2 separate regions of the Homo sapiens genome follow, and region 2 is linked to region 1. A link is an interaction called in ENCODE POLR2A ChIA-PET data of the cell type or tissue named here. Cell type or tissue: A673. All regions are shown on one strand. Links, peaks and the distances in the headings refer to the core of each region. The heading gives the core; the rest is flanking DNA.

Region 1 (6,547 bases), core at 732-5,731:
CATACAAATGCAACCAAATTATTGGAAAAAATCAATATAAGAAGAATAGCATCAGATTTCTCAGCTGTAACCAAAAATTATGAGAAATATTATTGAAATATTTGCAAAGTTAAAAGATAAAGGAATGTATACACTGTCAAACAAATAAATACAAGTGAAGGCAAAATTAAAGGCATTTTTAAACATTCACATTAAAAAATTATTTCATACTTCTTTAAAAGCTTCTCTATTTAGTAATCTTCCAGATGAAAAATAAATAAATTAGAATTGAAAGCTTAAGTTTGGATACCACTTTTGTTCACTTTAAGAACGGTTAAAAAAGACAATTCAGGTAAAAGTTTAGAGGATATGATAAAGTATAAAGAATAACAACAAAATTAAGATGGCAAGAAAGATACCAGCCATATAAATAACCAGAAAAAAGGCTAAGTGGAATTATATTATTAAAGGTTAATTACAGTACTGAAAAGAAAAAGAAAAGATTTTAATAGGGTATTTAAAAAATTCTACTGCAATGCAAGTCTAATAATGCAGTGTGTCATAGACTAGTAATTCTAAAGTTTCAACATTTATTAAATTAAGGTTAATCTGGAAAAGAACTCTGCGGTACAGTATTATCTGTTGTTACTTACAAAATATCATAAGCAAAAAGATTATCATATATTTTATAAGGCAATTGTTAGCCTGAGTATATCATTTTCACAGAAATACCACATAAAACCTAAGAAGCATGTGGCTAACATTTTCAGTTATTGACCACGAGGTATTTATAGATTCAGCTAACATTTGGGAATCCACCCTTTCCTCGTTCTCAGTTGATGTTTATCTGGAAAACTGTGTGATATGTGCATCAATTCTCAGGAGCATTCTGTTCCGTGGCCACCCTAAGTGTACTGGAAGTTGGCATATGATCCAATAACTATGAGGCCCAGAATCCAATGACTATGAGGCCCAGGAAGTTTACTGAAATAATTATAAAAAGCTGCACCATCTTAGCTGCTGAACATAAATTTATGTGGAATTTAGCCTTTTTAGTTGAAAGTCTTTATGCTAGTACAAGGTAACCATCTCTTTGGAAATGCAACCAACACAGAAAACGTGGAGCATAAAGTAGAGACTTAATGTCATATCTTTACCATATGAATGGCTAAATCTAGTGCCTGAGTGGAATATATATGTAACTTTTTATTTTATTTGTTTCACATAGGGTCTCACTCTGTCACCCAGGCTGGAATGCTTTGGTGCTATCTCAGCTCACTACAGGCTCAAGCTCCCAGCTCAAGCAATCCTTGCCCCTCAGCCTCCTGAGTAGCTGGGACTATAGTATTTGCCTTCATGCCTGGCTAATTTTTTTTTAATTTTTTTGTAGAGACGAAGTCTCACTATGTGGTCCAGGCTAGTCTTGAACTCCTGGGATCAAGTGATCCTCCTGCCTCAGCCTCCTAAATTGCTGGGATAACAGGCATGAGCCACTGTACTTGGCCATTTCACTTTTTAGATATATAATTTAATAAATTTCATCTTTTTCTTTTTTAAAGTCTTAGAATTGAGTGTTTTTATATAAATCATAATCAAATGAAACAATTATTATAATGAATAGTAAGAACTGAAAGTAAATTATCCTGGCATCAATTTACAGATTATATAATAATACTCATCAAATTTACTACTTCAAACAGTCATTACGGAATTTCCAGCTTCCATTAGGGGGTGGAAAGAACCTCAGATAATCCACAAAAGTCATACTTTCTTAACCCATTACAGAATTAAGGTCATAGGACAACCAATCATCCTGAGATCTAAGAAAAGTTGGACTTCTCTAAGGAGAAACTGGAAATGAGCACAAGCTTCCAAGGTGAGAAATAAGCCAGGAAGAATTCAGCTAAAATGCTTAACAACTCGCTAAAGGATAGTATGACAGCATAAAGCCGCTGATAATGCAGATGCAAAAAAAACTGCACTCACCTATGGCTCTTTTCCTTAAACCCAGGAGAAAGCTGGAGGGCTAGAAAGGGAGCCAGAGAATGCATCCATCATGGTCAAGGCCTGAGGGAGAAAGCATATGGCAGATACTGTGGGAAAGACACGAGGAAACACTAGAATCTTTCTCCCCTATAGAAAACTGTTCTTAAGCTACTGGGCAAAGAGATTGCCCTGCTATCCTCAGATAATGGGGCAGAAACACTGTGGTTATAGGTGGGAGGAAAAAAAAACAAAAACAACAAACAAAACAAAACCCTTTATCTTTGCATCAGGTAGAAAAATGATTCTAGGCCCAGAGAAAGTCTCCTGCTGCTGGTGGAGGAGCAGAAGCTTTGAGAAAGGCCCACCTAGGAGAGGCAGAACTTTAAGGCTGGCCTAAGACTGTGGTGGAAACTGGGCAAAAGAAAATGCCCACATGTGTCCAGGACCACTAAAAAGGCATTGAATAACAAGTAACAGCAGTCTAAATCTGGGAAGAAGGCAAAATCATAGAGAGAAAGCACATCTGAAATGCAGCCTCCCTCGCAGGGACAGCAGAAGCTGAAGGTGGGATAAGAATAGTGAGTGTAAAGAACCTTCCTGCAGTCCACATACCCCACCTTAAGCTAAAAGGTTGAGGATTTGAAGCCAGGAAACCAAACCAATTTTATCTCAATCCTCATCTAGTTTGACTTGATACCCTACAATCAGTGGCCTAGCTAACAAGAGTTATGCCTATTTTAAGCTATAAATACTATTTCATCAGTCTCTACTGTTCTATACTCTATATAGAGCTTTAACCAAAAATCATCAGAAACACCCAGAAAACAACAACAATAAGCAGAAGAAATAACAACACTTTTATTAGAGTAAGCCAAAGCAACAAAAAGAAGATGTAACATTCCCCACATGTTGAAACCACAAGGCAGGAAATTTTAAATAATAATAATTAATATATTAAAGACTTAAATGAGTAAGATGGGAAATATGTATGAATAAATGAGGGATGGTATCAAGGAAATAAAAATATAAAGACAATCAATAGAGATACTAAAATATTTGTGATGAAATTATCACAATCTCAACATATCCAAGCAAAGAATCAGTGAACTTAACTATGTCATTAGAAATTATGCAAACTCCTACACAAAGAGACAAACTAGTAAAAGAAAAAAGGGAAAGAATCAGAGCATCAATGAGACACAATATAATATAAATGCTCCAAAATACATGTTATTAGAATTCCAGAAGGAGAAATGAGAATGGGGCAGATGAAATATTTGGGAAAAAAATGGCTGTAAATTTTCCAAGAAGAGCAATAGATACCAAAATACAGATCCAAGAAGCTCAGAAAACCATGATTAATCAATGCAGAAAGAAAGATAAAAAGACAGAAGGAAGGAAGGAAGGAAGGAAGGAAGGAAGGAAGGAAGGAAGGAAACACCATAGACATATCATATTCAAACTAGTAAAAATCATGAATGAAGACACCATCCTGAAGGCAGCCAGAGAGAAAGGATGCATTGCTTACAGGGGAGCAAAGAATGAAAGAATTTTCAAAAAGTATATAACTTAAAAGATGATAGTGTGACAGATTTAGAGTGTTAGAAGGGAAAAAACTGTCCACTAAAACTTCTACAACCTGTGAAAATCTTTCAAAACTAAAAAAATATAAAGACCTTTTAATCCCAATAAAATCTCAGCAAATTCATTACCAGCAGACTCACGTTTACAAGAAACGTTTTAAGCAGAAGGAATATGATGCTAAACAGAAAGTTTAATCTGTACAAAGAAACAGAGTGCTGAAGGTGGGATAAATAAAGACACATTAAACCAAATTAGACAAAATAATTAAACATTTCAACACAACAGAAAGAACAACACTAAAATTTGTATATCATAAAAAAAGGTAAGCAATATAACATGAGCCATATCTAATAGGACTTCAGAAATTATCTATCCTATAGTTCCAGGATGACGATGATGATGGTTGTGATAATGATGAAGATTGTGATGATAGTTATATGGGAGATAAAACTTTAAGCACTTTACATATTAAATTCTATAATATTCACCACATCTATTAAAATATGTTACATTATTGTCCCTATTTTACCAACAAGAAAACTGACCAACAAGATTAAACAACGTGACTAAGTTCACACAACCTATAACAGCAGAATCTATATCAATCACAACACAATTAGCAGCTATTTCTGTGGCAATTTTCAATAAAGATGTGTCTGAAGAAAATCTCCATGATATTTCTGGGCTTTTGACTGCTAATGTGGCAAAGAAATAGGAGCAGAACTGGGAATATTTCTAAGTCATGAAAAAGTGAATTTTCTCTTACATTAATGAGTAAACAGTTATTTTCTAACTCTTTAAATAATTTCAAAACAGTTTTAGAAGTAAAAAAAGGAATTGTAGTCTGTTCCAAAGGAAACGTTTGTAATACAATTTCTATAAACAGAGTGATATATAAGCTGTTCTTTTTACATTACTATACTGCATTGTATAGTATACTGCATTGATCACCTTACAAATAGTCTCTATAATATTGTTTAATAAAATATGTTAGAAGAAAACATGTATTTACAAGCATCCATTATTGTATTGTTACTATTGGTTCTCATATTTATAATACAGTAGTGTTTAATTATGCTGTAAATTAGTGAACATTTACAGAAAAATATGTTGAAATGGTACATCATACAATGTAAATTTAGTTACCTTAAAGTATCAATAGCACCACCTTGGGGTGTTCGCTATTTCAGAAATGCTATAATATGTTTCAATATAAATTCTTTTCTGCAGACACAATGTGTCAGAAACATAATTAAATCTAAATATCATGGAGATGGGTGACAAGTACTTAAATTTGTAACATTTGTACAGAAGCATACTTTATGGCAGAAAAAAAGATGAAAGAAAGGAAAGAGGACAATAAAGACAAACAAAAGAAAGAGAAATAAATATTAGTATGACATTTACAAAATAAATTACGGTATTAGCACAGTTTGTCTATTTCTGGGTCTTCTCTGTCTAGGCGCACATTGGTAGGACTGAACTTCCCAGGACCCATGATGTTTAGCAAAACCATAAATGTGAGTGTAAGTTACCTGGGTCACTTCCAGACTGAGATCTTAAGCACCAAAAGATGTTTTACCATACCATCTCTCACAGTCAGCAAGGCTATCGATGGTTGCTGCTTGGTCAGTCTGGATCCAATAGACAGGAAGACAGATAGCAAAGCCCAAAAGAAACCTTCAATGAACATGTATCACAAGACATTTTTAAAAAGCTTTTTTTGTGTTTTTATGCCAAAGATATTCTTTATTACCGAATGATTACTTTATCTTTACATAAATATTGTGATTATAAACTGAAATATAGTATTTCTATGTAAAACTATAGAATTTGTCTATATAATGACATAGAAAAATCTAGACTACATTTAGGAGTGAAGAAGCTGGGTAGACGATAGTATTACAGATTAGTGTATATAATTGAGACAGTAATGGAGAGCATTGTTGTTATTTGGTATGGGGGAGAAATGTTTTCTGAAAAGCAACGTGGTAAATCCATAAATCATTTGCCTTGTAGTAACACAGCTTGAATTAGAGCAGGTATTTAGCAATATTATTTACCCTGTTAAATGTAATTTCAAAATTTCTCATAGACTATCCTGGGAGATTGAATAAATGCTCAACAATATTGCCCCATAAAACACAGAATGTCATCAAATATACACAATTATGAAAATGTAGCAAAGTATACAGTGAGTATTCAGTATTTTTGAGCCTAAATAAGAAAGGATATAAATTATTAATAATGAGCAGTATTTCCTTTTTACATGATGTCTAAACCTTTACATGATGTCTAACATTATAGGTTCAGGCTTTGTTTTGGTATTTTTCTAAATAACAATTTCTAAAGTTTCTATTTTTAAAAATAAGTTATTGATATCTCCACTGATAGTCTGTAGAGAAAAACTATTAGGTTGAAATAATTGCTATATACTTTAAATGTCTTTGAAATTTTAGAAAAAAATCAATTACCAATCTTCAAGTTGGATTACTCATTAAATATAAATTTCTAAGTATTTCTTTTAGAGACAAAGAATATAAAACAATATTTGATGTTTTAACTAGGAAAAAAACCTGCTATTTTAATCTTACACAAATGTGCATAAGACAACTCCACAATAAAAGGAGAACCGAAAGAATGCCTTCAGCTTTGATTATTTTATACAAAACAAATTCATATTAAAAACATTGATGGTTCAACTGATGTGTGTTCAAATATTTAATATCTATATATAAAAATATTTCATGAATTCTATAAAAATAAAACTTGCTGCAATATTATGCTACTGAGATTCAATTAAATATTACTACAATACAAAGCTCATTTGAAAATATTCACATTTGTTTTGTATTATCTTAAGCAACTTCCTATAATAGTTTGGTTTACTTTTTTTTCCCAGTGATCAATATAATTAATTTACTTATTTGAATATTTACCTCAAAGGAGGTGTTTGTACACCTAAAAATGGGTAGGCAAAAGAATCATACCTTGTCAA
Region 2 (6,547 bases), core at 622-5,621, 290 kb after region 1:
CCCTGATTGATCATTAAACAGTCTATGCATATAACAAAATTTCACATGGACCCCCATACATATGTATAAATATATCAATTGAAAAAATAACAATAAAACTTCTAGGTGATTTTTGAAAAGAGAGAGATATGCATAGCTACTCACAAAGCCCCTTGGACACTCACTGGCCACCATCAACATGGAGCCATGGAATCTCTCTGGAAAACCTCATCTATCTCCAGTACTGTACAAATGCATGGGTGACAAAGAACTGAGGAAAGAAAGAATGGCAAAGAATGAGTTAAAAGGTTGTCCTGCCATCTCCACACAGCACATGCCACTACAATGTCTGGGAAAGATATGTTTGCTGATTCTTTAAAACTTCCATTTATATACAGAGTACCATCTTTCTTACTAAGAATTTTCTTCTTCATTCACATTGTCAAGATATTTATTTTAATAATAAGTGCTGCTTTATTTGATTTGCTTCAGCAGCTATGCTATAGTAGTCTGCTTTTATAGAAAGAGCAGTTCCATTATTTTTCTGTTTTCCTCAGATTTTATGTGTATGTATGTACATATATACACGTATGGCATATATATGTTATTTTATATATATATATATAATATACATAATAACAAATATACATCATGGCCTCCTATTTATGCAGCCCTGTCCTCTCAGACTAGAATAATAATGTATACAACTCACTATGTAACATCTCTAGCTAAGTGTATCAGAAGCATTTCAAACTTAATACAGCCAAAAGTATGTAAGTATAATAATAAATAAATAAGACATAATTATCCCTTCACATTTGCACTTTCTCAATCTTTACCACTTAGTAAGTAGCACCACTATCCACTCAGTTGCTCCAATAAAATTCTAGATGTTTTCTTTGATTCTTTTTTGTTATCCTTCTTTTCTCCTCATCTATTCCATCATCATGTGCTAAAATTCCACATGTAAAAAGATATTCCTAAAATTGTGCAATTTGGATCCAAGCCAGTCATATTTCCCATGTGTTATCATTATGACATTCTAATAGGCCTCCTTATTCTACTCTTGCTGCCTGAGCAGCATTCTCCACCTAGCAACAAAAATGGTATTGTTAAGATATAAATCAGATTGTGTCACTGCCTTATGTACAATATCTTGATAATTTCCAATCCACTTTGAATCACAACCAACTCCTCCTTTACTCTAGTTACATTTCAAGTGTTTAACAGCCACATGAGGCTACAGTATTGGGCAGCTCAGAGAAGATTTCTATAACTGCACATAGTTCTACTGGATGGTGCAGCTGTAGACAAACTAGCTTATTCCCCGTTTCTTGAATATTCCAGGTTTGTCCCCACCGTCAAGTCTCTACCCTTGTTCTTCTTTCCCCATGGGTTGATCTCCCCCAGTCTGTGTGTATAGTTTCTCTTTTTTGGCATCTCAGCTGGGGAAGAAAGAATATGTCTCATCATTACAAGGCTCTTGGGCGAGATTCCTATAACAGAAGACAGATCAACAAGAAAAAAAGCATCAAGATTTATTTAATATAAGTTTTATGTAACATAGGAGACTTCAGAAATGAAGACCCAAAGAAACAGATAAATCTGTGTATTTTTATGGACAGTCTTGCAGAAGTACGATTGGAGGACAAAAGGGTACGCTCTAATGGTAACAAATTGAAGGGAACTTAGAAAGGCCTCTTTGTTCAGACTCTTCTTGGTGCCTTTATGTGATGTCCACTCCCTCCAGCTATAGGACAGGACACGTGTATCATGAGGGTCTTCAGGGGAGAAGGTCAGGGAGTGACCTTCCAAAGTTTTATGACGTGCTTCAGGAAAGAAGGGTGAAGGGAAGGTGAGAGTGGACTTCCTGCTTCTGCTGTATTCTCAAATGCCAGGGAGCCATATTTTAGAGTTGTAGGTCCTGAATCCTGTCACAGTGTGAATGTCATCTTTCCAGATCAAGCTACAGCTACACCCAGGTAGTCCCTTTATATCACCCAGTTCAAACTTCTGCACAGCATTTATGGCTGTTTCATATGTCTCTTGGCCATATTTGTTTGTTGTCTATCTTCCCCACAAGAATTTAATCTCCACGGTACTAAGATTTCAACTGTCTTGTGTCCATGTCTGTATTACCTATACGTAGACTAGTGTCTGGCAGATAACAGTCACTCAATAAATACTGTAGAAGGAAGGCAGGTGGGGGGGAATATGTTACTACTTACAGGACATATCACGTCAAATATATTAATATTTAGAAGAAAACATCTCACAAAAATAAAGGGAAGGCTCCTAATATATACAATACTGAATTCAGTAAGTACATCTTGAACTGAATTACAAGTCCAATGCTTATATTCCAGCTCTTCCTCTATCTTGGACATATTTTGCTTCTAAGAGCTTCCATCTTATTTATTAAAAAAGCAATTCAGACTGCAGTTAAAAGATTCATTACAGTTCCAAATTCTGTTTTTTAATGAAGATGTTGAACCCAAGAGAAATATGCAATATTTTTAATATATCTAGAAAAATACTTGTTTATATACCATGTCTTATGCCAATAGTTTGTGAATATTTTAACTATGTTTTAAATCATCATCATATTGCATAGTCTTAAGCTGCTTAAATGTTCACGGAGTAAAATTTTGAAAAGCAAATTTAATCACATAACGTTAGAGAAAGTTTTGCTATAAAGACACTGAGCTAGTGATTAAATTGGAATTTACATCTGCTTATGGATGTTTAATTAACCACAATCTAATTGATTGTTAAGCAATTGATAAGATCAAATTAGAACTATCAAGACCCTTACATCATTCTGCGGTAGGTATGTCATGTCACATAGATACAGCCAAAGAGCCAGGTGAAAAAAACCCTATCCTTATGAGAACTTCCTTTAGAAGTTTCTAGTTGTGGAAACCACATTCATTGTTCAAACAGAACTGGTTTACACAGTTGGGCTTTTATATATCTGGTCATCTTTGCAGACAGTTCTACTTAAAAGAAAGAAATTCTCCAAGGAACCTACTTAGAAGGATATTCATGTCCTAAAACTCAGAAAAGGCCCACTGTGGTATACTCCACGAAACTCATTAACATCAAGATTTCCTTAAGTAGTTATAAGCTGAGGTTTTATCATGCTCATTTTTGTATCACCCCCAGGAACTAAGACGTTACACCGAATATTAAATTAACTATAAATACTTAAGTAATCAATGTGTAAAGGGAAATGATGTAAAATAGCATATCATTGTCTTTTTAGATGAGGTTATATAACTCCAATAAAACTTCTGGCCATTCATAGAGCTTCTGTTAAATTTTTCATATCCCTCGTAGGCACTCATGAAAGAGGCTCAGACTATTTTCAGAAAAAAAAATGTGGGCAGCAATTCCCAGTGCAGTGTCTTCCAATGGAAACACAGTGATGAGATAAGAATCATCTTCATATCCAAACTGCTGAATAAGAGCAAGTTCAACAGGGAAAGACCCACACTGCCAAAGATAGCTTGCTACTGTAGCATTGTAATACTTGAGATTTACTGCTTATTAAAATGCAAAAGGCCATTACTTCCCCTAGAACAAATTTTGTGAACAGAGATGAACCTAGGAAGCTTTTAGCCCATTTCCTGAATCATAAACAAAGAGCTCCATACACAGCAACTCTACAAGATGTAAAGGGGAGTATATTATATGATCCTTATTGGATTACTCAAAGCCTCAGTGAAGCTCCCTTCAAAAGTGACATAAATCAAAGCTAACTGCTTCCATAGAAAAGCAATCAAGTTTTCAAGAGAATATCTTTGTTCCCTGAGGTTGCACAGTAAGATTTAGATGCTTCTATTAGGATCTCTGCAATGGAGCATGCTTCAGTAATTATAAAAATCTAGCCTGGAAAAACACCTGGACAGACTCCCAGGGGAATTAAATAGAGCTTTTGGTTTCAAGTTTTGTATACTTTATCGAAATATTTTCCCATCTACCTTATGAGAACACACACACACACACCTACTTTCACTACATTAAATTAGGATATTAAGTATGGTGAGTTCTAGAATCTTTTACTCTTTAGTATTATTTTCCAGTTTTAAATAACCTTTGTTATGTACTTCCATAAAGAAATGAACCCCTAAAACAGCTTAAATTTGAGGAAAAATTATACCAAAAGAAAATGTATCTTTGGGAATATTGGGGAAGTTATTTAGGAATATGAAATCATTCCTTCTCCAGAGCCTTTTATATTAATCAAGATGGGGTTCCACTATCTTACTGAAAGATGCCTTTAAAACTAGGCCAAACAATAGTGATATCTTGGCTAAAAATAATTCCCTTCAAGGTGTTAAAGTCCTCAGAGGGTCCATAAGAAGACCTTCATTTTTCTTTCTATCTCAGCCATGTGGTCAAATATTTAACAATGCTCTAGGTTTAAAAACACATGCAAATCTTGCTCGGTTTTGAAGCTGATTTTTGCCGCTTGGAATAGTAAAAATCATATTCCATAATTAAAAGTTAAAAGAACTGACATTTATTTGTTGTTTACTTTGAGAATTTGATCAAATCAATATGCCTTCCAGATTTTGTCTTTTTTAGAAAATATATGTGCAAAATCAGTACCAAATTTTCCCCTTTTATAGTCTCTAAAAATGAATAATTATCCAGTTGAAAAGTAGTGAGTTGTACTTTTGTGCCTAAAACTGTGCTAGATTATATAAAACGCAAATTAACTACAAGCTATAGTTTATGGCATCAAGGAGCCTGTAGTTTAGTGGGCAAAGATAACATAAAAATATGTGAATAATACAAGGTAATAAATATGTGTTAAATTCTGTGGCAAAATTATAGGTGTTATAAGAATTCAGAGACATGAAAAATCAATAGAGCTTATCAGGGTTGGAGAATTTCGTAAAGAAAGTGCAACTTAATTTGGAGAGAGGGATTTAGACTTGATGTGATAAATTGTTCAGAGTAATTGTAGGTTTTTGAGCAGGGGAGTGACAGATGAAACCAACACTAGAGGAAAATTTATAGAGCATCAGTATGCAGGAAGTCTTAGATGATAGAAGAGCGTATGCTAACTAGAAGCCTAAAAAAATACCTCAGGGACAATATGATAAAGGCTTGGACTACAAGGTGGGTTGTGGGAATAGAAAATTGACATTTTGAAGAAAAAATTGATAGGTCTTCATAACTGCATGGAAATAGTAGAGAGGGATTATATTATAACTTAGAATATATATTACATGAGTTAACAACCAGACACCCATACAACATAATAACACTGTTTTAGTTTATGTTCCTCGGAAAGCACAGCCTGAGACAAGAGCATGGATGCAGGTCGTTTACTTGAGAAAAGTCCCTAGGAAGGAAAGAGTGAGAAAGTGGGGAGAAAGCAGCAGAGAAAGGATAAAAGCCAGTGAAGGGTACCATTAAAGAGCTGCCTAGCAATGTGGATGAATAGGGCTCGATTCTATTGGGGACCTCCACGGAAACCATGACTAGCATGTTTGAGAATTGCCCTGCCAGAAGCTGGGGAGGCTAAGGAATTCATCCGCTGACTTCCTCACCCTTGGCTGAGAGTTGCCCTCAGTGGCATCATCTTCCCTGTACATCTTTGTATACCTCCCTATGGATTGAAGCCTTCTTTTGCCTTGAAGAAGGCAAGCAGAGCAGGGACACTCAGAGATGCAGGCCCGACAAGTAATGCTAGCAGTGGCACTTTATAGCCACGGCTGCACAGAAATCAGGTGGGGACTCAGAATGTTGCACTGTAAGCCTCTGCAATAATCAATGCAATTGAATACTTAACATAAGAATATCACATAGACAAAAGCCATGGAGAGAGACAGATGTTAGTGGGTAATTACTCAGGCTCTGGACTCGGAGGTCTTTGGGTAGGAATTCAGTGTTCTCCTCTGCAAGACTTTAGGTAAGTTATACTTTACTTCTGCTAAATTTCCTCAAGTCCCTCTACTGCTAAGTGATGACAATACTATTACCTAACTGGTTGTTACAAGAACTCAATGAATTAATGCATATAAAATAATTAGAACAGTGCAAAAACAATCCCCAAAAACACTGGATCGTAGAAGTAGATTTTTAAAATTTGAATTCTTAGGGAAATTTACCAACAACATTAAATTAGTAGTGATTGTCAACATAAGATACCGCAAATTAAAATAAGCATTTTCATATGCATTCTCATTCCAATGACAGGATTGCTGATAGCTCTAATTAAGGTACTTAATAAAGCTCTGAAATTATACTAGCATGTGCCTAATAGCTGAATACTACCTTCTTCAATTAAAATTCTCACTTTCATCAAACTTTAATAAAGAATCATTCCATAGCCACTGCTTCTTATCTCTGGTAGCTGGAAAATGTCTCTTTGCAGCACTTCACAGGTAGTGAAACTGTATTCCTTCCCAGACTCTGAATAGCTGTCAGCACCAAGGAGGACAGCAGTTACTCTCTGAACTCAGGCAGTCCTTCTCATGTGTATTCTCTTTTAGACTTGACAAACACTATTCATTCCAGGTATGACACACGCATGTTATGAGTTCCATCATAT

Evidence for each region. Peaks named below come from ENCODE experiments on the same cell type or tissue, not always from the same donor. Only the 100,000 strongest peaks of a DNase experiment are listed, where the experiment ranks them.
Region 2: POLR2A ChIA-PET joins it to region 1 with 6 read pairs; 2 of 35 experiments call an interaction of 5 or more read pairs at or near these places.

The regions. Positions count from the first base shown.
Region 1 is chr5:106,746,707-106,753,253 of GRCh38, forward strand. No RefSeq gene overlaps it. Among named protein-coding and RNA genes, the nearest start is that of LINC01950, 260 kb to the right of the region's middle. In A673, for the core only: no CTCF peak of the experiment used is centred there; a DNase peak (open chromatin) is centred at 3,305; H3K27ac peaks cover 4,647 bases.
Region 2 is chr5:107,037,439-107,043,985 of GRCh38, forward strand. No RefSeq gene overlaps it. Among named protein-coding and RNA genes, the nearest start is that of LINC01950, 30 kb to the left of the region's middle. In A673, for the core only: no CTCF peak of the experiment used is centred there; a DNase peak (open chromatin) is centred at 3,673; H3K27me3 peaks cover 3,622 bases.